Linked DNA regions of Homo sapiens: regions 1 and 2 are each linked to region 3. A link is a loop called in an ENCODE intact Hi-C map of the cell type or tissue named here. Cell type or tissue: PC-9. All regions are shown on one strand.

Region 1 (8,000 bases), 120 kb after region 3:
GAAACAGTTCATAATCTCCAGAGGTCTCCAGAGGGGGAGATGATATTACTCACAATATGGTAAACAGGCTGTGAGTCCACTGCGGATCCTAAGAGCCAGGGGGGGAAGAGGGGCTGGCTCTCAGTCACCACAGTTTGGGGGGGCCTTTATGTTCAGGTTTTGCCCAAGAGTCAGCTTATTTGCTTCTAGTACTAGCAGAGTAGTTGCTGCCAAGGCCCTCAAACAGGGGGGCCATCCTGTAGAAACCCTGTCTACTTGTTTAGAGACTTAGGCCACCGGCCTCAGCCAGGTCCCCACAGTTTGGGATAAAAGTCCAGCTGCCATCTTTTCCCTCTCTGACGCATACAATGGAAAAGGCTTTGTCAGATCCGGTAGCCCCAGGGCTGGGGCTGCCAGAAGTTTTTCCTTTAACTCCTGAAAGCCTTCCTGTTGTTGGGATCCCCATTCCAAAGCTTCCCGGTCCCCGCCCCCTTTGTGACCTCATACAAAGGCTTGGCTAATACTGCAAAGTTTGGGATCCACAGTCTACAAAACCCCACAGCTCCTAAGAATTCTCTCACCTGCCTTCTGCCCTTAGGCTCCGGTAGATTGCAAACGACCTGCTTTCTTCCTGATCCCGGGCTGCGTTCGGACCCCTGTGGTATAGTAAATCCCAAGTAAGGTACCTGCGGTCGGCAGATCTGAGCTTTCTTCTTGGACACCTAATACCCAGGGTCCTCCAGGTGGGTCCTAAGGATCTTAGGATTCGCGATGGGGGTCTTAGCCAGGGGGGGAAGAGGGGCTGGCTCTCAGTCCCCGCCTCGCGGGGGGTGCCTCCCCCCCTGCGATGGGGGTCCGAAGAGCCTGGGGGGGAAGAGGGGCTGGCTCTCACTCCCCGCCTCGCGGGGGGTGCGTCCCCCCCCCTGCAATGGGGGTCCTAAGAGCCAGGGGGAAAGAGCCGCTGGCTCTCAGTCCCCGCCTCTCAGGGGGTGCCTCCAACCCACTGCGATGGGGGTCCGAAGAGCCTGGGGGGGGAAGAGGGGCAGGCTCTCAGTCCCCGCTTCGCGGGGGGAGCCTCCCCACACAGCGATGGGGGTCCCAAGAGCCAGGGGGGAAGTGGGGCTGGCTCTCAGTTCCCGCCTTGGGGTGTGTGTCTGCCCTGCTGCGATGGGGGTCCTAAGAGCAAGCGGGGGAAGAGGGGCTGGCTCCGGTAGATTGCAAATGACCTGCTTTCTTTCTGATCTCGAGCTGTGTTCGGACACCTGTCGGATAGTAAATCCCAAGTAACGTCGGCAGATCTGAGCTTTCTTCTTGGGCACCTAATACCCACAGTCCTCCAGTTGGGTCCTAAGGATCTTAGGATCCGCGATGGGGGTCCTAAGCCAGGGTGGGAAGAGGGGCTGGCTCTAGTCCCCGCCTCGCGGGGGGTGCCTCCCCCCTTGCTATGGGGGTCATAAGAGCCAGAGGGGGAAGAGGGTTTGGCTGTCAGACCCCGCCTCGCATGGGGTGCCTCCCCCCACTGCGATGGGGGTCCGAAGACCCGGGCGGGGTCGGGGGGGGCGGAGAGGGGCTGGCTCTCAGTCCCCGCATCGCGTGGGGTGCCTCCACCCCCTGCGATGGGGGTCCCTAGAGCCAGGGGGGGAAGAGGGGCTGTCTCTCAGTCCCCGCGTCGCGGAGGGTGCCTCTCCCCCTTGCGATGGGGTTCCCAAGAGCCAGTGGGGGAAGAGGGGCTGACTCTCCGTCCCCGCCTCGCGGGGTGTACCTCCCCCCACTGCGATGGTGGTCCCAAGAGCCAGGGGGGAAGTGGGGCTGGCTCGCAGTCCCCGCCTCGCATGTGGTGCCTCCCCACTCTGCGATGGGGGCCTAAGAGCCAGAGGTGAAGAGGGGCTGGCTGTCAGTCCCTGCCTGGCGGGGGTTACCTCCCCCTCTGCGATGGCAGTCCTAAGAGACGGGGGAAAGAGGAGCTGGCTCTCAGTACCCGCCTCGCGTGGGGTGCGAAGCGCCTGCGATGGGGGTCCTAAGAGCCCGTGGGGGAAGAGGTGCAGGCTCTCCGTCCCTGCCTCTCGGGGGGTGCCTCTCCCCCCTGCGATGGGGGTCCTAATAGCCAGGGGGGGAAGAGGGGCTGGCTCTCAGTCCCCGCCTCGTGTGGGGTGCCTCCCCTCCCCGCGATGGGGATCCCAAGAGCCGGGGAGAAGTGGGTCTGGCTCTCAGTTCCTGCCTCGCAGGGGGTGCCTCCCCCCTCTGCGTTGGGTGTCCTAAGAGCCGGGGGGGGGGGAAATGGGCTTGCTCTCAGTCCCCGCCTCGCGGGGGGTGCCTCCCCCCACTGCGATGGGGGTCCTAAGAGCCACGGGAGGAAGAGAGGCTGGCTCTCAGTCCCTGCCTCGCGGGGGGTGCCTTCCCCACCCGCGATGGGGCTCCTAAGAGCCAAGGGGGGAAGACGGGCTGGCTCTCAATCCTCGCCTCGCCGGGTGGCCTCCCACCCTGCGATGGGGCTCCTAAGAGCCACGGGGGGTAGAGGGGCTGGCTCTCAGTCCCCGCCTCGCGGTGGGTGCCTCCCCGCCCTGCGATGGGGGTCCGAAGAGCAGGGGGAAGGAGAGGGGCTGGCTCTCAGTCCCCGAATCGCGTGGGGTGCCTCCACCCCCTGCGATGGGGGTCCCTAGAGCCAGGGGGGGAAGAGGGGCTGGCTCTCAGTCCGCGCCTCGCGGAGGATGCCTCCCCCACTTGCAATGTGAGTCCTAAGAGCCAGAGGTGGGAGGGGCTGGCTCTCAGTTCCCGCCTCGCGGTGTGTGCCTGCCCCGCTGCGATGGAGGTCCTAAGAGCAAGGGGGGGAAGAGGGGCTGGCTCTGGTAGATTGCAAATGACCTGCTTTTTTTCTGATCCCGAGCTGCGTTCGGACCCCTGTCGGATAGTAAATCCCAGGTAAGGTACCTGCGGTCGGCAGGTCTGAGCTTTCTTCTTGGACACCTAAAACCCCCAGTCCTCCAGGTGGGTGCTAAGGATCTTAGAATCCGCGGTGGGGGTCCTAAGCCAGCGGGGGAAGAGGGGCTGGCTCTCAGTCCCCGACTCGTGGGCGGTGTCTTCCCCCCTTGCGATGGGGATCCTAAGAGCCAGGGGGGGAAGAGGGGCGGGCTCTCAGTGCCCGCCTCGCTGGAAGTGCCTCCCACCCATGAGATGGGTGTCCTAAGAGCCAAGGGGGGGGAATAGGGGCAGGCTCTCGATCCCCGCCTCTCGGGGGGTGCCTCCCCCCCTTGCGATCGGGGTCCCAAGGGCCAGGGGGGGAAGAGGGGCTGGCTCTCAGTCCCCGTCTCTCGGGTGGTGCCTCCCGCCACTACGATGTGGGTCCTAAGAGCCGGGGGTGGGAGGGTCTGGCTCTCAGTCACCGCCTCGTGAGGAGTGCCTCCCCCGCTGCGATGGAAGTTCTAAGACACAGGGGGGGAAGAGGTTCTGGCTCTCAGTCCCCGCCTCGCGGGGGGTGCCACGCGCCTGCATTGGGGGTCCTAAGAGCCATGGGGGGGTAGAGGGGCTGGCTCTCAGTCCCCGCCTCGTGGGGGTTGCCCCCCCCCTGCGATGGGGGTCTCAAGAGCCTGGGGGGGAAGAGGGGCTGGCTCTCAGTCCCCGCCTCTCCGGGTGTGCGTCCCCCCCCTGCAATGGGGGTCCTAAGAGTCAGGGGGAGTGAGCGGCTGGCTCTCAGTCCCCGCCTCGCAGGGGGTGCCTCCCCCGCCTGCGATGGGGGTCCGAAGAGCCTGGGGGGGAAGAGAGGCAGGCTCTCAGTCCCCGCTTCGCGGGGGTTGCCTCCCCGCACAGCGATGGGGGTCACAAGAGCCAGGGGGGAAGTGGGGCTGGCTCTCAGTTCCCGCCTTGCGGTGTGTGCCTCCCCCCCTGCGATGGGGGTCCTAAGAGCCAGGGGATGAAAAGGGGCTGGCTCTCAGTCCTCGCCTGGCGGGAGTGCCTCCCCCCCCGCGATGGGGGTCCTAAGATCCTGGGGGGGAAGAGGAGCTCTCTCTCAGTCCCCGCCTCGCGGGGGGTGCCTCCGACTCCTGCGATGGGGGTCCTAAGAGCCAGGGGGGTAAGAGGGGCAGGCTCTCAGTCCCCGCCTCGCTGCGGGTGCCTCCGTCCCTGCGATGGGGGTCCTAAGAACCAGGGAGGGAAGAGGGGCTGGTTCTCAGTCCTCGCCTCGCGGGGAGTGCCTCCCTCCACTGCGATGGGGGTCCCAGGAGCCAGGGGGGAGGTGGGGCTGGCTCTCAGTTCCCGCCTCACGAGGGGTGCCTCCCCCCACTGCGATGGGGGACCTAAGAGCAAGCGAGGGGAAGACGGGCTGGCTCCGGTAGATTGTAAATGACCTGCTTTCTTTCTTTTCCCGGGCTGCGTTCGGACCCCTGTCGATTGTAAATCCCAAGTAAGGTACCTGCCGTGGGCAGATCTGAGCTTTCTTCTTGGACACCCCATACCCACAGTCCTCCAGGTGGGTCCTAAGGATCTTAGGAACCGCGATGGGGGTCCTAAGCCCGGGGGGAAGGGGGGCTGGCTCTCAGTCCCCGCCTCGCGTGGCGTGCCTCCCCCGCTTGCGATGCGAGTCCTAAGAGCCGGGGGTGGGAGGGACTGGCTCTCAGTCTCCCCCTCGCGGTGGGTGCCTCCCCGCCCTGCAATGGGGATCCTAAGAGCCAGGCGGGGAAGAGGGGCTCTTCTCTAAGAATCAAAACACTGTCACCTTTAGCAGTGAAGGATCCAGTGAGATCCAGTTTAACGGTCATAACCGCCTACTGGTCCAACGTTCAGAAGTAACACAGGCACCTGGACAATACACAGTAGATGTGGAAGGACGCGGTTGTACATTTATCCAGGTTACAGAAATCTGCCTAAGAGGGTGATGAGTGTTTGCCAGTAAAAGAGTCAGACTGTCTGTTCAGTTCTACGTGAAGTGTTATTTGACCGTTTTGTGTATTTACATGATCAATAGCCAAAATTGCAAGTTACTTTATGAAAAGCTACTCAGCTGTCTAAGAGAAGTTTGAGGAATATTGCTATTAGAAAGTATTCTATCTTCATTAAATTACGTTATTCTGAAAACTAAAGAATTTAACCTGATTCCCTGATGATAAAGATGTAAACTGCATTAGTAATAGAAATAAACAATAGGTTCTTTCTTTTTAAAAATGTTTTATTTTTAATTTTTGTGGGTACATAGTAGGTGTAAATATTTACCGGGTGCATGATACAGGCATGCAATGTGTAAGAATCACATCAGGGCAAGTGGGGTATGCATCACCTCAAGCATTTATCCATTGTGTTACAAATGATCGAAGTATACTCTTAGTTATTTTAAAATGTAAAATCACATTACTACTGACTATAGTCAGACTGTATAATTCTTAATACAGGATGGGTTTTCTTATAATTTGCTATCCTTTCTAGGCCACCCTTAAGTACAATGTTCTCCTACCTAAGAAGGCATCTGGATTTTCTCTTTCCTTGGAAATAGTAAAGAACTACTCTTTGACTGTTTTTGACCTCACAGTGAACCTCAAGTAAGTGTCATATTTTGACAGTAACTCCCACGTGAACAAGATGGTAAAATATTTTAAAAGTTCAAACAGTAGTGAAATAACAAAATATAAATCATGGTAATGAGTTCTCATGTTGGTGGTGACAATTCTACAGCACAGTCACTTTTTAGCCGTCTGTCCGGACACCACAATTTAGTACATCTTCAGCTAAATCAGAGCTAAAATGAGGCAAGAAAACATGCAGTCTATGTGAGCAGGATTTGAAAGCTTTCACTGCACTGATGTTTCAATGATACTTTTTATTCTGTTGTATGGAAGTACTCCTAGTTTTGAAAAACAGAGATTCTATATTTCTTTCTCAAGACAAGCATGCATGGTCATATAGTAGCAAGCCCACAAATGTTTATTTTGTAACTGTAAAGAGTAACATTTTAGATTTTTACTTTTCAGAATAGAAAAACGAAATGATCCTCTTGAATTCAAGCATGATTTATAGATGCTAAAGGCTTTTAGCCTTAGTTAATATGTGGAAAACATTGAGTAAAATTAGTTTGGGAGATATTTTTTAGAATTTCTAAATAAAAATCGCTTGAGCTCCAGGGCTAAGAACTCAATGAATTGGGGAACTCTTTTTCTTTTTTGGTTTTTTTTTTTTTTTTTTTTTTTTGAGACAGAGTCTTACTTTGTCACCCAGGCTGCAGTACAGTGGCACAGTGGCACAATCTCAGCTCACTGCAACTTCCAGCTCCTGGGTTCAAAGGATTCTTACGGCTCAGCCTCCTGAGTAGCTGGGATTAGAGGCGTGCACCACCACATCTGGCTAATTTTTCTATTTTTAGTAGAGTCAGAGTTTTGCCATATTGGCCAGGCTGGTCTTGAACTCTGACCCTCAAGTGATCCACCCACCTTGGCCTCCAGAAGTGCTGGGATTACAGGTGTGAGCAACCACGCCCTGATGAACTATGGAACTCTTAACTTCATACCCCAATAGTCTTATCCAGAAGCAGGAAACTGAGCTAGAAGTTCTCCTGGGGACACATCTACTCTATAATTATGCTCATATACCACCTTTTAAGCAAAGATGTCCTCTAAGTGTTACGCAACTCTAACACTAACCTAAGTATATGTAAAAGATTTAGAAGCTCTGTTTATCAGTTCAAACTTTGAGACTGCAGGTAAGCTTAAAAGCAGGGTTTGGGGAAGATTTCATGTCCAGATAATTCATTATTTGCTCCAATTTCTGTTGCTATGTATCATCTCTTTCATTATCATTCTGGTTGTGCCTATTCACAGATGCTTGAAAATGACTTTCTTCCGATATTTTCTCTTCAGCTTTTACCTGTCCTCCAGATTTCTAGCCAATTAGTATTTATCCACCTGGCACTCTCATTATGAGATAAGTCACTTTTTAAAATTGATATCTAAACGAGTGTTTTCTTAAAATTTTCAGATACACTGGAATTCGCAATAAATCCAGTATGGTGGTTATAGATGTAAAAATGCTATCAGGATTTACTCCAACCATGTCATCCATTGAAGAGGTAAATAATAGAAGCCTAATCTTTCATCACAAAGACAGCTACATAGAGTATAAAGATAAAATAAATACTTGTTTAGCCGTAGTTTAGCAAAACAAAACTATAGAATTCTTCTTCAACATTCACCTTTGTATTTTTGCGCTAACACTGGAGAGCTGGTGTACTTCATTTGTACCAATTAGCAGTCAGTATTTCCCATGGTTCATCATATGTTTTTCTTTAGTTGCTACCTGTGTTTATGAAAACATCATGGCACCAAGGAATGTTCCATAAAACAGAACGTGACGTAGAAAAGAGTGGACATTCAGTTCTGCAGTGGCGCTGTCATTTGTTCTAATATCTATTCTCTATCCTTCCCTAACAATTTCTTCAAAGCTTGAAAACAAGGGCCAAGTGATGAAGACTGAAGTCAAGAATGACCATGTTCTTTTCTACTTGGAAAATGTAAGTTTAGCCATATTTTTTTTTCTTTAAAGTTTTTCTTTTTTCCTTCCAAGGATAATTGGATGCTTCAATTTCTTATAGATATGTATGATAGGATTTGTAAAAGGAAAAAATAAGGGACGTTAAGGATTACCAGTGTTTTATCCCACTGATCATCTTCTCCTTGCTAGTTCCAAGGCTATTTCATATATGCCCTGGCTATGTGACTAGATAGCTTTCCATTTTAGAAACATCATCTCCCTATCAAACACAGTCTGGTCACAGAGTAGATATGTAATTATTTTATAATTTGACTAAAGTCTTACAAAGTTTGCCATAATTTTTTGAAATTACAATTGTGTATTGAAGGTATGTGGTGTGATGTTTTGATATATATAGTGAGCTGATTGTTATCATCTAGCGTGACTATATGTGAATTAGCTGGCTAACACATCCCTCTCTTCACACAGTTACCTCTTCTTTTTTTGTGACAAAGCACTTAAGATCTACTCCCTTAGGGAATATTACATATACAGTACAGCATTGTTAACTGTAG
Region 2 (8,000 bases), 260 kb after region 3:
CTTGCTTAATCCAGGCAGGCAAGGCCCGATCCTGTTTCGGGGTCTGGCATGTGACCCTGGCCCAGGCCTTTCTTCTTGGATGTCTCTGACAGATGGATTCATCCTCTAGACCATTCTTGGAAGGGGAGAGGGATGACGCAATGTCCCTTGGGAAGCCCCCGTCCCCAGCTCCCATGTGGAAGACATCAGCATCCACAGATGCAGCACAGAATTGCTGGAGCCAGGACCAGCAGCTGGGATGCAGATATGTAGGGGGATTGCCGGGGCCTGGGAAACAGGACCGCCCTTGTGCCTTCCTCAGCTTCCCTCATCACAATGCAAACCTCCCTACCCACATTGCTTCTTCAGGACACTGACAGAGGATGCAGGAGGAGGAAACGTCACTTACCCTCTGGTAATACACATGGGCCAGGACTCCCGCCACCAGCTCAACCAGGAAGATGACGAGCAACAGGCAGAAATACTAGCAGCAAAGAGAGAGGACGGTCACCACTGGGATCGGGTTGCTGCTATGACAAATGTTTCCCCACAGTGGTGGGGGTGGTAGAGATACCTGCTGGGACCCCTATCATCCATGCCATCTTCCTCCTGGATGTACCAGCCTCACTGGCTGCTGGCACCAAGTTCCCCACTTACTCCTTCCCTCTTTGGTCTGCTGACAATTCAGTACGGCATGTACCCATCCAATATGTATTAAATACATGCCATATGCCAGATGCCAGGTAGCGTAAGTAAGACAACTATTGCTCTCAAAGTTATTGATGGTGGGAAGACAGATGAGTGACTGCAATGCTGTGTTACAAATGCAACTACAGGGTAAGCTCTAGAAATGGTGGGAGGCTCCTGGTAGGGTGGGCAGTCAGAGAAGGCTTCCTGGAGGTGGTGACGCCTAAGTAACATCTTTAAGGACTGAATAGGCATTTGCTAAGTGAAGGAGGGAGGCACATTCCAGGAAGAGGGGAGAACAAGTGAAAAGCCTGGAGCCTGCAGGAAGCATGGGGCATTTGTGTTCAGGGAGTGGAGAGTGCCCTTGTAGTTGGAATGCAGGGACCAGCGTGGACTGTGACAACCAAGGCTCAGGAAAAAGCAAATCAGAGGTCCAGGGGAAGGTGATTCCTGTGTTGTCTTTCAGCCCTGATGCCCATTTCCTGTTCTACATGGCCCTGCAGGGGTTCTCATTACTGCTTCTCCCACCTCACAGCCCTGTTGCTGCTGCTGGCTTCCCAGCCGTGCATTCAGTGTGACCTGTAGAAGGACATGGGCCCTGCTTCCTTCTCACTCCCACCTGGCTTGCACAGTCAGGAGGGCTCCTGAGACCCTGCTCGACCAACTCTGCTTGCAGGAGCCAACAGGCCTAGAAGGCATGTTGGGACTCCCTCTCTCCCCACCCTGGAGGAGCACGGAGAGGGGGATGAAGCTGGCTACAGGCAGCCACGGAGCTCACAGACAGGGACAAGGAGAGAGAATAGAGAAGAGAGGAGAGAGGGGGAGCACTACTGATGGAAATTGGCCCCACTGTGGGGAAGCTCAGCCAGACTCATGAGCACCTGCCACCCAGGCTGCCCCCGGGCACTGCCCGCCCACCTGGCCACAGCAGGGCAGCTACCCGTGGTCACTGGGATGGCTGGATTCTAGGGAAGGCCCAGCCTGTGGGTGAGACTGAGACTCTAGGGCTCACCCAGCAGGGAAAGGAGTGTGGGCAGGGGGGATACGGTGGCGGGTGGCGGCGGAGCGGGGGCGGTGCCCAGGATAGACAGAGCATTTCAGAGGCAATGCTAATCCATGGGCCCATGGGCCTTGCCCAACCATCTCCTGCACGACTCAGCAGGGAGCCTGGCATGGGCAGGGATTAAGGAATACGGGAGAGGGGCCATTTCTTTTCACAGGAAAAGAACTGTGGTCCAAGAGCAAGGTTTCCTTTCAAATGAAGTGCATTACCCACCTCCTCATTGCAATTTTACTGTGTCCTATAGGCTCCCAGCATCAGGGACACAGAGTTTCCAGTCTCAGAATAACAGTGTCAGGCCTAGCCCCATCATTTGTGGGGCCTGAGGCCAAGAGCACAAATGCAAGGTCCCTGCCCCTTCCTTTCCTACCCCAGGCTCTTCGCTGCATCAGGAAAAACCTCCAGCTCTGTGTGCCCCTCCCCCAGGGTCAGATGCCCCTTGCGGGATGGGAGGTGTGTGGAGAGGGCTGGGTGTGGTGCAGGCTAGGGGCACATATGCCAGGGGTCTAGTCAGCCTCAGGACATGCTTGCAGATGCTGCCTGCAGGCACAGGTTGTCTGGACAGAGGATTCACTCTCCTGGGTCCCTGGGAGGAGGTCAGGAAGTGGCGGGAGGGAGTTGCAGATTCCACAAGGGGATGTTCCCTCTGCCCTACGGACTTTCCACTCCCTGGGGAGGAGTGTGGTTGAAGGGGGCCTCAGGACAGGGGCCTGGGTCTGCGTGTGGTACTGAGTGGTATGCAGGGTAAGCTGAGGCAGGAGGCTGAAGAGAGCGTCTGTGGATGGTCCTCCTGCTTGAGGAGCCTCTGAGAAGCAGGGCCCAAACACTGAGGAAAGCTGGGGGAAATGTCAGTGGACTTGGGTTGGGTCCAGGCTCCACCACATGCTGGCTCTAGCTGGATGGCTGCTAGTGCTTAGGTGCAAATTAGAAAAACGTGGCTCAGCAAGAGTTGCATGGGCTGGATTTCAGCCTTCTTTGGTCCCCTCGTGTAGGACGCAAAGTTTAGGGACAAGGAGGACCCAACGAGGGGGAAATGTACTTTCCAGTGATCTAACCCGCCTCCTGCCCTCCCAGAGCTCCAGGTCCCACAGCATGAGGGGTACGGTCCCTGTCAGCCAGAGGCAGGCGTAGCCAGCCCATGCCAGAGTGTGATCCCCCTGGGAGAAGCCCGGCCCATCAGACAGAGCATGGCTACACATTCACCCTCACCCCACCCAGGGTGAGGCATCCTTGTTTCTGAGTCTCCTTGACTCAGGGGCTCTCCCCTGCCATGCGCTGCTGGGCCCTGCGGCTCCTTTCTGACATGCGTGCCCTTCCTGCCTGCTCCAAACTTCCCTCCACCATCCTCAGCTACGGTGCTGAGGCCGGATCCCTCCTGCTGCACAGGACCTGAAGGCATTGATGCCAGTGGCTCCCAGAGACCTCTGGGGCATGGGAGGAAGAGGTGATGGAGTGCCCCTGACAGGAGCACCCAGGCTGCTGGCAGCTAGGAGAGCCACATCCTGGCATCTCTCCACCTTCCTTCTCTCCACCACCACTGTGAGCTGTGAGTCAGGCCCGTAGGATACTCCTGGATAGCTGGCAGTGTCACGCCACTTCTCGGGGGAAGCCACTGCCCCAGTTACTATTGAAGACGGGGTGGGGAACAGGGAGGATGGGGAGGTAGAGATACTGAACCTCACCCATTGGTTTAGTGGCTGGCTAAATTAGTACATGCTACCCCTGCACAGGCTGGTTCAGAGGCATCAAACAGGCTATCTGACCTGCGGAGTGGTCAGGAGGAGGGGAGAGAGCTTGGCAGTGGCGGTGGTGTGTGGGGATAGCCTTCTCGAGCTCCAGTGTGTTAAGATGCCTGGAAGGGGAGTGAGGGCCTGGCCTGGGGCTTCAAGGGGACTGAGGCCGGGTGCTGGTGGGCACAGGTGCTGGCTCCAGGCAGCAGCTTCCACAGCAGGGAGGCTGCGGGTGTGTGACTCACCTGGACAGGTGTGTGACAGGCCCAGGAGGCAGGCAAAGGGTCCCTCATCAAGATGCTGGGACTTCAGCCGGGTGAGGTCATGGGCTCTGACAGACCTGTCACCTCTGCCCCTCCACCCTGCACCTTACCCAGCCTTTCCTGACTCCCTGGGTCCGGCGCGATCATCTCAGGGCCCCTGCGGCACACGCTGGCTCTGTGTGCAAAGCTGAAAAGTGTTCCTGGTGTTGCTGCACACAGTTCTCTTCACACAGGCCAAGCGTCCAGCCTTTGGGCCTTTGCCCTGCCTGTCCCCCTGCCTGGAATGCTGGTGCCTACCTGTCCTTCCACACCCAGCTCGGCTCAGTCTTGGCTCCACCAGGCTATCCTTGGGCAGGAGCAACTGCCACTCCCCACCGTCTGAATGCCTGCAGCGCGTCATCTGCTGTCTCCTGACACCTGCACTCTCTGCTTTGCCCTTCTCTCCTCAGCTGGACTGGGCTTCACCTCTGTGTCCCTCCCCTTCGCCTGCCGTGCGGTTCCTCAGTGTAGGTCATCACCGGATGAGTGACACAACTTTACCCATTGCTCCGTAGCACTGCTCTTGCTTCAGGTGTTACCACTCTGTCCCCTAGCATGACTGTGAGCTTCGGAGAAACAGGGACCACATCTGAGGTTGCTTCTGGCTCCTCCACAGTGCCTGGTATGGTGCTGGGTCTAGACATAACGCTTAGCAGACATCCCCTGATAAAGACGCAGGAGTGCACTTTCTAATAAAGTACACCTATGAGACAGCAGAAACTGGCTGGAGCATAACCAGCCCCATGCTGCGGGCAGTAGCTTAATCTTTTTCTGATCTGAGAGTAGCATAGCACAGTTACCTTAGTTAAATTTACACCAGTGGTTCTCAACCTGGCACAATTTTGCAACCAGTGGGTATTTGGCAAAAGGAGTATCTAGAGGGTCGAGGCCCGGATGCTAAGCATCCCACTGGGTGCAGGGCAGTCTCCCGCAGTGAAGAATTATCTGGCACAAAATGCCAGCAGTGCCGAGGTTGCAAAACCCTGGGTCACACATTTACCTTCAGGTTCTCAGGCTGATGCTGGGACTTGATTTGCGTATGTGTCCCTATGCACTGTGGGAGCCACAAAAATAAGATCCAAGGAATGTTACCTAGCTCCCGAAGAGCTGGAAACAGAACATGGACAGAAGCATGTGCAGCACTGTACCTGCCTGGGAGGGCACCTCTGCGGCAGAAGGCTACTTGCCTTGACAAAAGGAAGGATCAGGGAAGCCTATATTGCTTCAGCTCACATCCCCATGGGACCCCGGGGCTGGAATTCCATGAGGGAATTCCATGAGGCCAGGTACAACCCAAGAGCTCTCAGTGTTTCCTTGGGGATCACCTGTTTTCTGAAGCAGCTGTGGTTTCCTCCAGTTGCCTCAGTGAGCTGGGGAGGGGTGTGACGCCATAAGGTTTGTGTTAGGGTTGACTCTAGGAAGCATCAAGAAGGTTCTGGAAACACCTTTTGCCTTAAGTTGGGTTTGGTATTGCTTTTTGAATTATTATACAAAAGTCAGTAATAAGAAATTCTCAGCCCATATTTCCATGTAGTTAGAATTCACAGGACCTCATGGTGTCCTGCTTTTCCTAGCTCACTGTGCCAGAGAGGGCCCCCGCTCCACCAATAGAGCCCAGAATTCTCTGCAGGGAGCCTCCAGAATCACTGGCCCATGGCTTAGGAGGCAGTACCCCAATTCAGGGCAGGCTGGCCTTGCTTCTCAAAACTTAGTAGAGGAGGAGAGGGCAGGCAGGTTTTCTGTAGTGGGAGCAATAGACAGGCATCCCTTCCAGCAAAAGAAAAAAAAATAACCCTTTCTTGGCAGAGGCAGTGCCTTACTCATCTGCACAGCCCTGGAGCACCAAGCCTAGCCTAGCACATGGTACCCACATGTAACAGTAACAGCCCACGTGTACAAGCTTTCCCAGGTGCCAGCCCCCCTTGCAAGCACATTGCATGGTCTCTCCTGTCCACGCTTGGAGATGAGTACTAGCATTGCTCATCACATTGCCACATGGGCACGAGCATCAGCCTCGCTTTATAGATGAGGACAGGAGCTTGGAGACGCTAAGTAGCTTGCTGAAGGTCACATAGCAAGTACGTGGTGAGCGAGGAACAGAACCCAGGAGTTCCAGCTGCAGAACCTGTGCTCTGACCTGCTGCATGGTACTGTCCCCACTAAATGGGGGAGGGATGGACGGATGAGCTCACTGGGCTCACTTAGGGTGGATTCAGCATTTTAGGGCAGGTATGGTTCAGGTGAACACAGGGGTGTCAGTGCTCCTCCGCAAAGGACAGAGTGTCAGGAGAGGTGAGGAATGAGTAGGTGAAGATGGAGAGAATAGAAGGAAGCCCAGGGAAGCCCTCCCTGGGCGCATAAGCATCCGTCACTGCCCTGTGTTCAGTCCCCTGCCAGCTGTCCTGGGCACCAGTGGGGCAGGCAAGAGATAATCTAGGTGGCCCTCCCCCCACCTCCCCCCTGCGCAGCCGGCTTTCCTCTTTGCCAAGAATGGCACGAGAGCAACTTTCACCTGCTCCTCCCTGCTACTCCACCCCTTGGCTCATCCTGGGTTCATGGCCATGGATTCTAATGCCTGTTTCTGCCCCCTCTGCCCTTCACTTTATTCAACCCAGCCTGCTCTTACCTCAGAAGCTAGGTAAGGCACTGTTGTACAAGCCTGAGAAACACTCCTGTGTGTGCACACAGAACCGTGCACAACGAAGCCTCCAGCCTCTGTGCCTTTTGCTCTCGCTGTTCCTCCTGCCTGGAATTCCCTACCCCAACCCCATTTGTGTTCTACTTATTGGCTGCTCAGCCACCAACACTCTCAGCTCAGGCACAGCCTCCATGAAGCCCTCCCTGAGCCAGAAGTTTCTGAGCCATGGTCTCACTGTTAGCATCCTTGTTTCTGAGCTTCCCTGACTCTGGGGCCTCCCTGCTTGTCTCGCTCCCTGGGACTGTGTACACGCTGATCCCTGCTTGCCCTCCTGGCTCTGATCTTTACCTGGTTCTGCCTTCATGGTCCCTGTGCCCTTGGTGTGACCTGAACCTATCCCACTGACCTCCAGCTCCACTCTGGTTTCTGTGACTGGTCTGCCCCTGCAGGTCCAGGGCTGCCGGTCCTTCCAAAATCGATCCCCTGTGGTCTGACGGAAACAGGTAACGAGAATTCCAAAGAAAGCTCCTGTAGCATCTGCCCCAGAGTCCTCCATAAAAACTATCCCATTTCAAAATATGCCAAGCTGGAGCAGTGTGTTAAGCATAGAATGGGATCCAAATATTCATCTTTCCCCATGTAGCAAAGCGATTTTATTTCCTATTAATTCTTTAATGGAACAGTTTAAACTAGAAGCAAAACTGGATATTTTCTAAAACTATAGATCCAAAGTGAAGCTAGAACAGCATAGTACTCTCTGAACCAAACCAATTTTTTTTTTTTTACACGAGGCCTTGCAGGAAATATGCAGAAATATTTCACTGTGACATTAAGGTGAGTAATTAGATATTGAGTCCTTTTTATTTCTTTTTTTTTTTGAGATAGGGTCTTGCTTTGCCACCCTGGCTGGAGTACAGTGGTACAATCATGGCTCACTGCAGCCTCGAACTCCTGGGCTCAAGCGATCCTCCCACCTCAGCCTCCTAAGTAGCTGGGACTACAGGTGCATACCACCATGCCTGGCTAATTAAATTTATTTATTTATTTATTTGTAGAGATAGGGTCTCACCATATCGCTCAGGCTGGTCACAAACTCCTGGTCTCAAGCAATCCTCCCAGCCTGGCCTCCCAAAGTGCTGGGATTATAGGCATGAGCCACCATGTCCTGCCAGAAATTGAGGGTTGGACTTAACATCGCTTGCGGGCAAGCTGAGCCCCAGATAGAGATTTTGGGGCACATTCACTGGTGCATAAGAGACAGGGCAGCTCAGCATCAGCTGGTGCCATCTTTGAGGTAAGTTTGAAGAACTTTATAAAACTGGAATTTCAAAATTTCTCCATTGGATTGATTCTGCCACAAAGAAGGGAGCTTCACTGAAGCATTCCTCTTCTGTATCTCCAGCCATTCTGAATAATTAGAGATAGGGTTTGTGAAGCTTCCTGCCAAGCCATATCTAGTCAAGGCAGTCCAGGCAGGTTGGGATGAGAGGCAGGTACTAGCCTATTCTCAGAACAGGGCATCAACAGCCAAAGAAAACCCAAGACCCTGCCAAGGTTAAGTTGCAGGGAGGAGAGCCCAGCCCGAGGCTCCCAGCTGGCTCTGT
Region 3 (8,000 bases):
AGCCTCTAGGGCAGACTTCTCCTCAGAACTCAGGATGGGTGTATCCATCTGCCCACTTGGCATTTCCACCTCAATATCTAATTTCTCTTTTCTTTTTTTTCTTCTTTTCGGCATGTTGTCCAGACATCTAATTTCATCTTGGATTTACCTGAACCAAAGAGAACTCTTGATTTCGACCCTTTGCCTTGCCCCTCTCCCATCTTCTTCCGTAGCTCTAGCTAGACACTCATGAGCTCTCCCTGGTGCTTGTTTTCCCCATCCAGGCATTCAGCAAATTCTTCTGGCCCTACTCCCAAAATATATCCCCGGTCCATCCACTATTCTTTATTACCAGTGCTTTCAACCTAGTCTAGAGTATCACCTCTCACCTAGAATACTGGAAGATTTCCCTTACTTGTCTTTAAACAAATTTTTTTTTGAGACAAGCTTTTGCTCTATTGCCCAGGCGGGAGCGCAGTGGCGTGAATATGGCTTAATGCAACTTCAACCTTCTGGGCTCAAGCAATCCTCCCACCTCAGCCTCCTGAGTATCTGGGACCACAGGCATGCAGCACCATGTGTAGCTAACTTTTAAATTTTTTGTAGAGACGGGGTCCCGCCATGTTGCCTAGGCTGGTCTTGAACTCCTGAGCTCAAGCAATCCTCCCACCTTGGCTTCTCAAAGTGCTGGGATTATAGGCATGAACCACCGCGCCCAGGCCCTTACTTCCCTTTCGGCTTCATGCTTGTTTTCTTATAAGCGTTATTCCACACAGCAGCCAAAGTGTTTTGCTAGGACTAAGACTTGGACTAAAATGGTGAGACTATGTCGTAACTCAGCTTAATAGCCTCTGCTTCCCGCTAAACTCGGAATAAAAACCTAAGTTCTTCCTCACCGCCTTCTGTTATAGTGAACTGGGGTCTGCTTGCCTGGTGCAGTAAAACCAGACATCTACCCTGAGGTTTTGCAGTGACAGAAAAGTGTTCATTTGCAGGGCACCAAGCAAAGAGGACCAAGCAGTTAAATGCTCAAATCCTGACCTTCCCAATGGTTTGCAGGCAAGGGTTTTTAAAGGCAGGAGTAAATTTCAGGAAAGCAGAAGCTACAGGCAAAATCGTAAATCAATACATGGAGATTACACATTGACTTAGGCCTAAAAGGGGAGGATATCTTGAGGGGGGCTTACAGGTCATAGGTAGATTCGAAGATTTTCGGATTTGCAACTGGTTAAAGAAGAGAAGCTTTGTTTAAAAATTTGGGATCTGCAGAAAAATGTTAACTGGCTGGGATGGGGTGTGACTTTCTCTAAGCCCCATCAGGAAGAAGTTTTATCTTCAGTTTCCCCCTTATCTGAGGTCTAAATGCCAGTGGATCTGTTCGGTGTGGTTCCTCAGTGGGGGTTTCTGAAAGACAACTCAAGGACGTATGTTCAGCTGTTGTCTTTAGTTCCTACAGGGAAAGCAAACATCTCTGGAACTCAAACGTCCTTGGCTCTTGTTTTAGGCTACTATTACCTTCTTATTTACTTCTGGGGATAGTGAGGTGCCTGGAATTTCTCTTGAAGGAACTTAGGGTTTTTCTTTATTTTCATGCTTGGGGTCTTCAGGCTCCTAAGAAAGGGGCCCCTGTTGCAGCTCAGTTCCATCCTTGTCACTCCACAATCCTGAGGGGTATAGGGGAACAGACCACTCTGGCTACTTCCTGCTGAATTGGGGCAAAGATCGGGGACTAGGATATGAAGAGAGAAAGTTTCTATAATAGCATGGAGTTCACAATATTCACGAGTCCCAGGCATGGCACCGTGGTGCTGAACTATCATTGTATTAGTTGCTTTAGTCACAGCTTCACTACAACATTTTAATGCACATTTGGTCATAATAGAAAGCATAAGCACAATTAACAAGACTGACATGCCTAGTTTTAGCCACCCAGAAAACATAGACTGTTTTCCACGAGGAATCCAAGAAAACAGAAAAGAAAACCAGTCCTCAGAGACAGTCTGGGAGGCTGTTGTACCCAAGTGGCTTGCTCTCTAACTTTTCCTAGATGAGTTTCTACCTCCACGGATTCGTTTATGTAAATATAGCACGCGGTATTTGCAACCATACATACTCCTCCCTGCTCCGCTAAGATGTAATCTAGGGCTATCCTATTATCTAAGACAACCTGACCCAATACATTAATTCCTCTCTGCTGGGCTGCGATTGCAATTTCCTTGACAAGAATTCATAAAGGGAGAGATTTCTAATTCTGCGCTCATGGGGCACCGTTCTCCGCCAAGGTAACAAAGTTTATCTGAAGAAATACCCAGCTCTGTCTTCTTGGTACCAGGCAAGTATGAATCTGTATATCTCGAAAGTGAGTTGTGGACCATTTAGTTTTACCAAGTAATTTTAGGGAGCTTTTCCAGTGCTTGGTTTCAGCAGTTTTGTGTACAGAAAACTGGGATAAATGAGTATCCTTACAGGCAAGTTCCTCCTATATGCTAGCTGTCAATACATTCATACATCCAGAGGGTTTCTTGTTATCCCCTACAAACAAATAGATATTCTGAGGATGCACAGAGGAACACAGAAAGATTGTATAGATTAAGTTTAGAATCTTGTAGCAGGGCTTCGTGGATTGGATTAAACCAAGGACCTGGTAGGTCTATTTCCGAGTGTTGCTTTGTAGTAAGGAGTTGCTGAATTTAACTCGATCCAAGATACAGCTTGGAGGCATTCCTGAACAGGCTGTTAGGGAATCACAGTAATAAGAGTAAGGGCATCTAGAATTCCCATCAATCTGATAGTAAACTAAACAAAGGGGAGGCATATGATTCCTTCTTCGGCAAACTTGATCAAGGTAGCTCCTAGAAGCAAGGGACATGTAATGGTATTTCTCTCTCTTTTTTTTTTTGAGATGGAGTTTCACTCTTGTTGCCCAGGCTGGAGTGCAATGGCGCGATCTCGGCTCACAGCAACCTCCGCCTCCCGGGTTCAAGCCATTCTGCTGCCTCAGGCTCCCGAGTAGCTGGGATTACAGACATGCGCCACCACGCTCGGCTAATTTTGTATTTTTAGTAGAGATGGGGTTTCTCCATGTTGGTCAGTCTGGTCTCGAACTCCGGACCTCAGGTGATCTGCCTGCCTTGGCCTCCCAAAGTGCTGGGATTACAGGCGTGAGCCACTGCGCCCGGCGCTATTTTTCTGTTATGCAGTAATTTGTAGTTGAGTCAGAAAATGAGAAATTAGACAGTGGGTTAATTATGGTGAAATCAACAGGCTTGGGGTGGCTGAGGCTGGAGCATTGCTTGAGCCCAGGAGTTTGAGACCAGCCTAGGCAGCATAGTGAGACTTCATTCCTATTAAAAAAAAAATTAGCCAGACATGGTGCGTGCCTGTAGCCCCAGCTACTTGGGAGGTTGAGGTGGGAGGATCCTGTGAGCCCAGAAGGTCGAGGCTGCTGTGAGCTGTGATTATACCACTGCACTCCAGCCTGGGTGACAGAGTGGGACACTGTCTCAAAAAAAAGTGGCAATAAAGTGGCAATAAAGGCACTCTCGTTATCACTGTGTATGGGGAATGGAACCCCAAATCTGAGGAAAATTTCTTTCAGTAAGGCTTTTGAAACCCTCTCAGTGTGGCAGGGAAAGGCTTGCACCTGTCCAATAAATGTGTCCACCATGACTAACAACTAACTAAAATTTTCTTTAGCTCTTGGCTTTACGTTAAAGATCCAAATCCTGGCTACCATTCCCCAGGTCCTAGGGAATATTATAGCCAGGAAGCATTGCAATAAAAAAAACTTTTTCTTTTTCACAAGCTCAAAGCTAAAAGCAGCCCAATTCTGCAGAATACATCCTACCGGGCCACAAGGAGGAATAGAGCACACATTTCCCATTTTAGATGACAACCTTAGGTGACAAACCCTTAATGCCTCAGCTGGGCTTTGAACTGTGTTTAAACCAAGTCAAACAATTTTAAACAAGTCCAAAAATTTTAAATGTGATTTCCCAAGGTCCCAGTCCCTTCAGCTGTCTATGGGGTATCTCCCACCCAACGCTCTGAAGAAGCAGAGCGTAATATCTTGCCCAAGCAATGCCAAGATGTCTTGCCAAAGTGGGACCAAATGTCTGAAGGAAAAATACCTTGAGGCCGTTGTCCATGAGCCTGCCACTTAACGGCAGACGTCTTCCCAGCCAAGTGCCTTGTTTTTAACACTGCAATAGTCATAGCACCCCACGGGCCAGTGGTGCCTGGTTATCAGCCAAACACACAGATCCCTGAATGAAATAATTCGGGCAGCCGCTAGATGGGGTCTGAGGGTGACTATGACTAGAGGCTGATGTGCCATAAGCGAGATGCCCACTTCGGACTTTTGTCCCTTCATGGTTGTTAATTGTTTTAGAACTGAACTAGGACCCTTACCAGGCACAATAAAACCAGATTTCTATACGGAGGCTTTGCAGAGATAGAAAGAAAAGCTAAGATCAGGGAAGGAGAGACCAAGGCAGGCTTTTTCATTAGCAATGGTGTTGAGCAGGCAGTTTGGGTAATTTCTTTTCTTTTTTTGAGATAGAGTTTCACTCTTGTTACCCAGGCTGGAGTGCAGTGGTGCGTGCTCGGCTCACTGCAACCTCTGCCTCCTGGGTTCAAGTGATTCTCCTGCCTCAGCCTCTCGAGGAGTTGGGACTATAGGTGTGCGCCACCACGGCTAGCTAATTTTTTGTATTTTTAGTAGAGACGGGGCTGGTCTTGAACTCCTGACCTCAGGTGAACCGCCCGCCTTGGCCTGCCAAAGTGCTGGGATTACAGGCGTGAGCCACTGCGCCTGGCCTGGGTAATTTTCTTCTATACCATCCCAGGTTTAAATTCTGGCCATCCTTCCCTGTCTAGCTGAAATTCCATGGTCTGAATGAAATTTTTGTGTCCCCACTTGCAGGCACCTTACCATCCTCTGAATTTCTCAAGTACACTTTATATCTGTGTTGTCTAAGCAGATGGTTCCTGTCTTTTTCCCTCAACCAGACCATCAGCCCTTTGACGGCTTTCTTTCTATTCTTTTTGACTCCCTTTGTGCCCTCCCCTATTCCCTGACCCACTCCATCCCGTACCAGGCACAGTAATAGATACTCAACAAATATGTCATTAAATTGACTAAACGATCCCCTGCAGCCACATGCACCTGCCTGTGAGCTGGGTGACAGGCTACTTTATTATCTTTCCCATTCTTTATCACATGCCCCCTCCAAAAACAACATTCTAAGTGCTGTATTTCTGGGAGGCTCAGAGACCATTTATTTATTTTTTTAAAGGTTTTTACCTGCATTGTGCAGTGGAGGGGCAAATTCTAGGCCAGACCTGTGGTCAGAGCAGAAACGTAGAGTGGTCTGTGCTGCTCTCAACACTCATTCCAGGATCAGCTGCTGATGGCTGTATCATCTCTGCTGCAAGGCTTTGAGAAGAGCTGTATTCGGGCAGCTCTACAGGAAAAAAAATGTGATCACAGTCTCCCAGGTTTTCTCAGGCAGCAGCAGAAGGTAGTAGCAAACAACCCAGACAGTGGTGACCTGTAGCTGTTTAGGGAAAAATATAGGTGAGTGAATGAAGGAATGAGTGGAAGGAAGGATGGATGAATGAACGAGATCACAAATGAACAGCATGCTGTAGTGGAAAGAAACCTGGAGACATGGGGTTGGCATCCTAACATTTTCCTTATCCTTTGTGTGATGTTGGAAAAATTGCCTGATGTCTTCTCAGTTTCCTCATCTGTAAAGTGGGGCAAAAGTACATACTCCTCAGGGTGGTTGAGAAGATCAAAGGAGATGATGTTTGTGAAAGTACCTACTTCCTTTGAGGCCATGTCTAACGTAACCAGGGTCTCAGTGGACACGTAAGACTGGGTGTGATGGGTACGTGTGTGTCTGTCCCCCACACGTGGGGTTTTAATTGAGTGGGTTTCAATGTGGAAGGTGCCCACTGCATCCTGTCTCCCACCCCGTGATGATCGCCAGCTATTTCAGATGTGGACAGCGGTGTCCCTGGGGGCTGGGCTTGCACTGCAGCTGGAGTTTTAGAGATTCTGCTTTCCTGGTGAGCTCAACTGTGTGAAGGCTGATGGCGGGGTTCGGCCAGTGGCACCATCCGTGTTTGCCTGTGTGGGAAGAGCAGGTGCCAATCTGATGAGCTCTAGGGTCCAGGGCAGGCGGTTTGGCCCAGCTGCCTGCAACAACACTTAATCTGGGAGATCCCAGCTGATTCTCTCAAATGGAGACTTGCTGAGGCCATGCCTCATGTTCCAGGATTCCTGGGGAGCTGCTGAACCTGGGGAGGGGTGGAGGTACCTGACCCAAGTTCCCACAGCTACTCTGTCCCTGTGACTTGAGGTTGCAAACTTCCCCAGGGCTGAGGGCACGCTCTGCTGCTCTGTCTGAACCCCCAGCTCTGCCTCCTGAGCAGATACTGTGTGGCTCTGAACCAGTTGCTTAACGTCTCTGACCTTCACCCTCATTGGTAGACAGAAGACAATAATACCTACCTGAAGAGATTGGTATGATAATTTCATGTTAATTACCATTATTGAGTACTTTCTAAGAGTGCTAAACACTTTATAAACACTTTACAAACATGATTTCAACAGTAAACCTGAGAAAGGCGGTATACTTGCCATTTTACAGCTGAAGCAGCTGAAGCTCAGAGAGGTTAGGTAGCTTTCTCTGGGCCGCACAGCTGGTAGGTTTCAGAGCCCGTTCATACCAGCTGTCTTCCTCTTTGCTGCCCTCAGGTTGCTTCCTGCAGTAGATAAGATGAGATGCGAAGAGCACTCGGCCTGCAGTTGACTGGATCTGAATCTGACAGATCCTGTGGAATTTGCTGAGAGATTGATTGGGACTTTCTGGGGACTGGAAAAAATGGGGATGGGGTAGAGAGGAGATTAGTAAGCCTGGGACTGTGCTCCCCAGCCTTTGTAGGCGAATCATCCGAGTCCGGGCTGTGGGGGATTTTTGGTAGCAGGCTGTTGACTCTTCTCCAGGTTCAGTCGGAGGGGGAGGGCAGGTAATGATGCTGAAGGACACAGCTTGTTCTGCAAATTTGTGAAAAGCTCTGCAGGCTCACATCCCAACGTCATTGGACGTGCTCTGGGTTCCCTGTACTATAGGGAACATTTGAGAAATGTCATATGGATGTGCTTCTGCCATTAGGGAGCGCCCAGTTGTCAGACAGACATGGGCACGCATATGAGTGATTGGGAGCAGCAGCCAAGGCAGTGAGCAGTACGGGGTGAGGATCTGCAGGACAGGAGGTTGCTGCAGGTGACTCATCAGGGAGGGCTTCCTGGAGTAAGTGGGGCTGTGGCTGAAGCATGGGTAGAAGTGACCAGGAGAGGGATGGCAGCTGAGGTAGTGAGATACATCAAAAGAGAGGGCCCTTCCCAAATTTGGGCCAAGGGCTCATTGTATTATCCTGATCGACGTCTCCTTCTTCACATTTTTAAGTATCCCGTGTTGGCCACTCTGACAGGAAGCCACTGACAGAGACCTGGGTCCTGCCTCCTGATGTCTTTCCATCAAAGACAGACAGGCTGGTGCCCACTTATGTGAAATGTCACCTGCAAAACATTCTATGAAGCCATAAGCAGCAGAGAAGGTTCTGGTGCCTGTATTTTCCACCTTCTCCTTATACCAGGGCTACCTGTTGGCCTCAGAACAGAGGGTTCTTCTGGCCGAGAGACTTCAGATGTGGCTTTGCCTTCTTTCCTCCCTCACCAAGGACACTCCCAGTGGACAGCCAGAGCCACTGCAGCCTGTCCCGCCCGAGGCAGGCTGCCGTGGAAGGACTCGTGCTCTCAGTCCACTCTTCTTTCTCTGAGCTTGGCCCACCCTCCTGGTTGGGCTGGAATTGAAAAACTGGCTTTTCTCTCTGGAACAAATGGCGGTTTTATGGCTTAGGGTTTCAGCTCTCTGCAAGTCTCCCCTGTCCCCAGGCACAGAGAGGGCAGTCAGCTTGCCCCCGCCTTCCAAAGCTGGGGGTGGGCATTA

Evidence for each region. Peaks named below come from ENCODE experiments on the same cell type or tissue, not always from the same donor. Only the 100,000 strongest peaks of a DNase experiment are listed, where the experiment ranks them.
Region 1: a loop joins it to region 3, with 6 times the contacts of the local background. A loop is called at or near these places in 26 of 110 quality-filtered maps.
Region 2: a loop joins it to region 3, with 4 times the contacts of the local background. A loop is called at or near these places in 12 of 110 quality-filtered maps.

The regions. Positions count from the first base shown.
Region 1 is chr12:31,113,861-31,121,860 of GRCh38, reverse strand. LOC124902912 (a long non-coding RNA gene) reads right to left here and starts at 4,601. Exons shown (of 5, transcript XR_007063268.1): 1 at 4,320-4,601; 2 at 561-635. It also overlaps the pseudogene OVOS2P. RefSeq lists enhancers at 355-884, 3,537-4,066, 4,067-4,597. In PC-9, CTCF peaks have their summits at 4,356 and 4,556; no DNase peak of the experiment used is centred here; H3K4me3 peaks cover 410 bases.
Region 2 is chr12:30,971,024-30,979,023 of GRCh38, reverse strand. TSPAN11 (tetraspanin 11) reads right to left here. Exons shown (of 8, transcript NM_001370302.1): 4 at 389-463. TSPAN11-AS1 (TSPAN11 antisense RNA 1) reads left to right here. Exons shown (of 3, transcript XR_007063261.1): 3 at 349-716. Among named protein-coding and RNA genes, the nearest start is that of TSPAN11-AS1, 31 kb to the left of the region's middle. RefSeq lists an enhancer at 547-1,381. In PC-9, no CTCF peak of the experiment used is centred here; a DNase peak (open chromatin) is centred at 3,693.
Region 3 is chr12:31,235,253-31,243,252 of GRCh38, reverse strand. No RefSeq gene overlaps it. Among named protein-coding and RNA genes, the nearest start is that of FLJ13224, 85 kb to the left of the region's middle. In PC-9, CTCF peaks have their summits at 4,054, 4,255 and 7,748; a DNase peak (open chromatin) is centred at 7,752; H3K4me3 peaks cover 324 bases.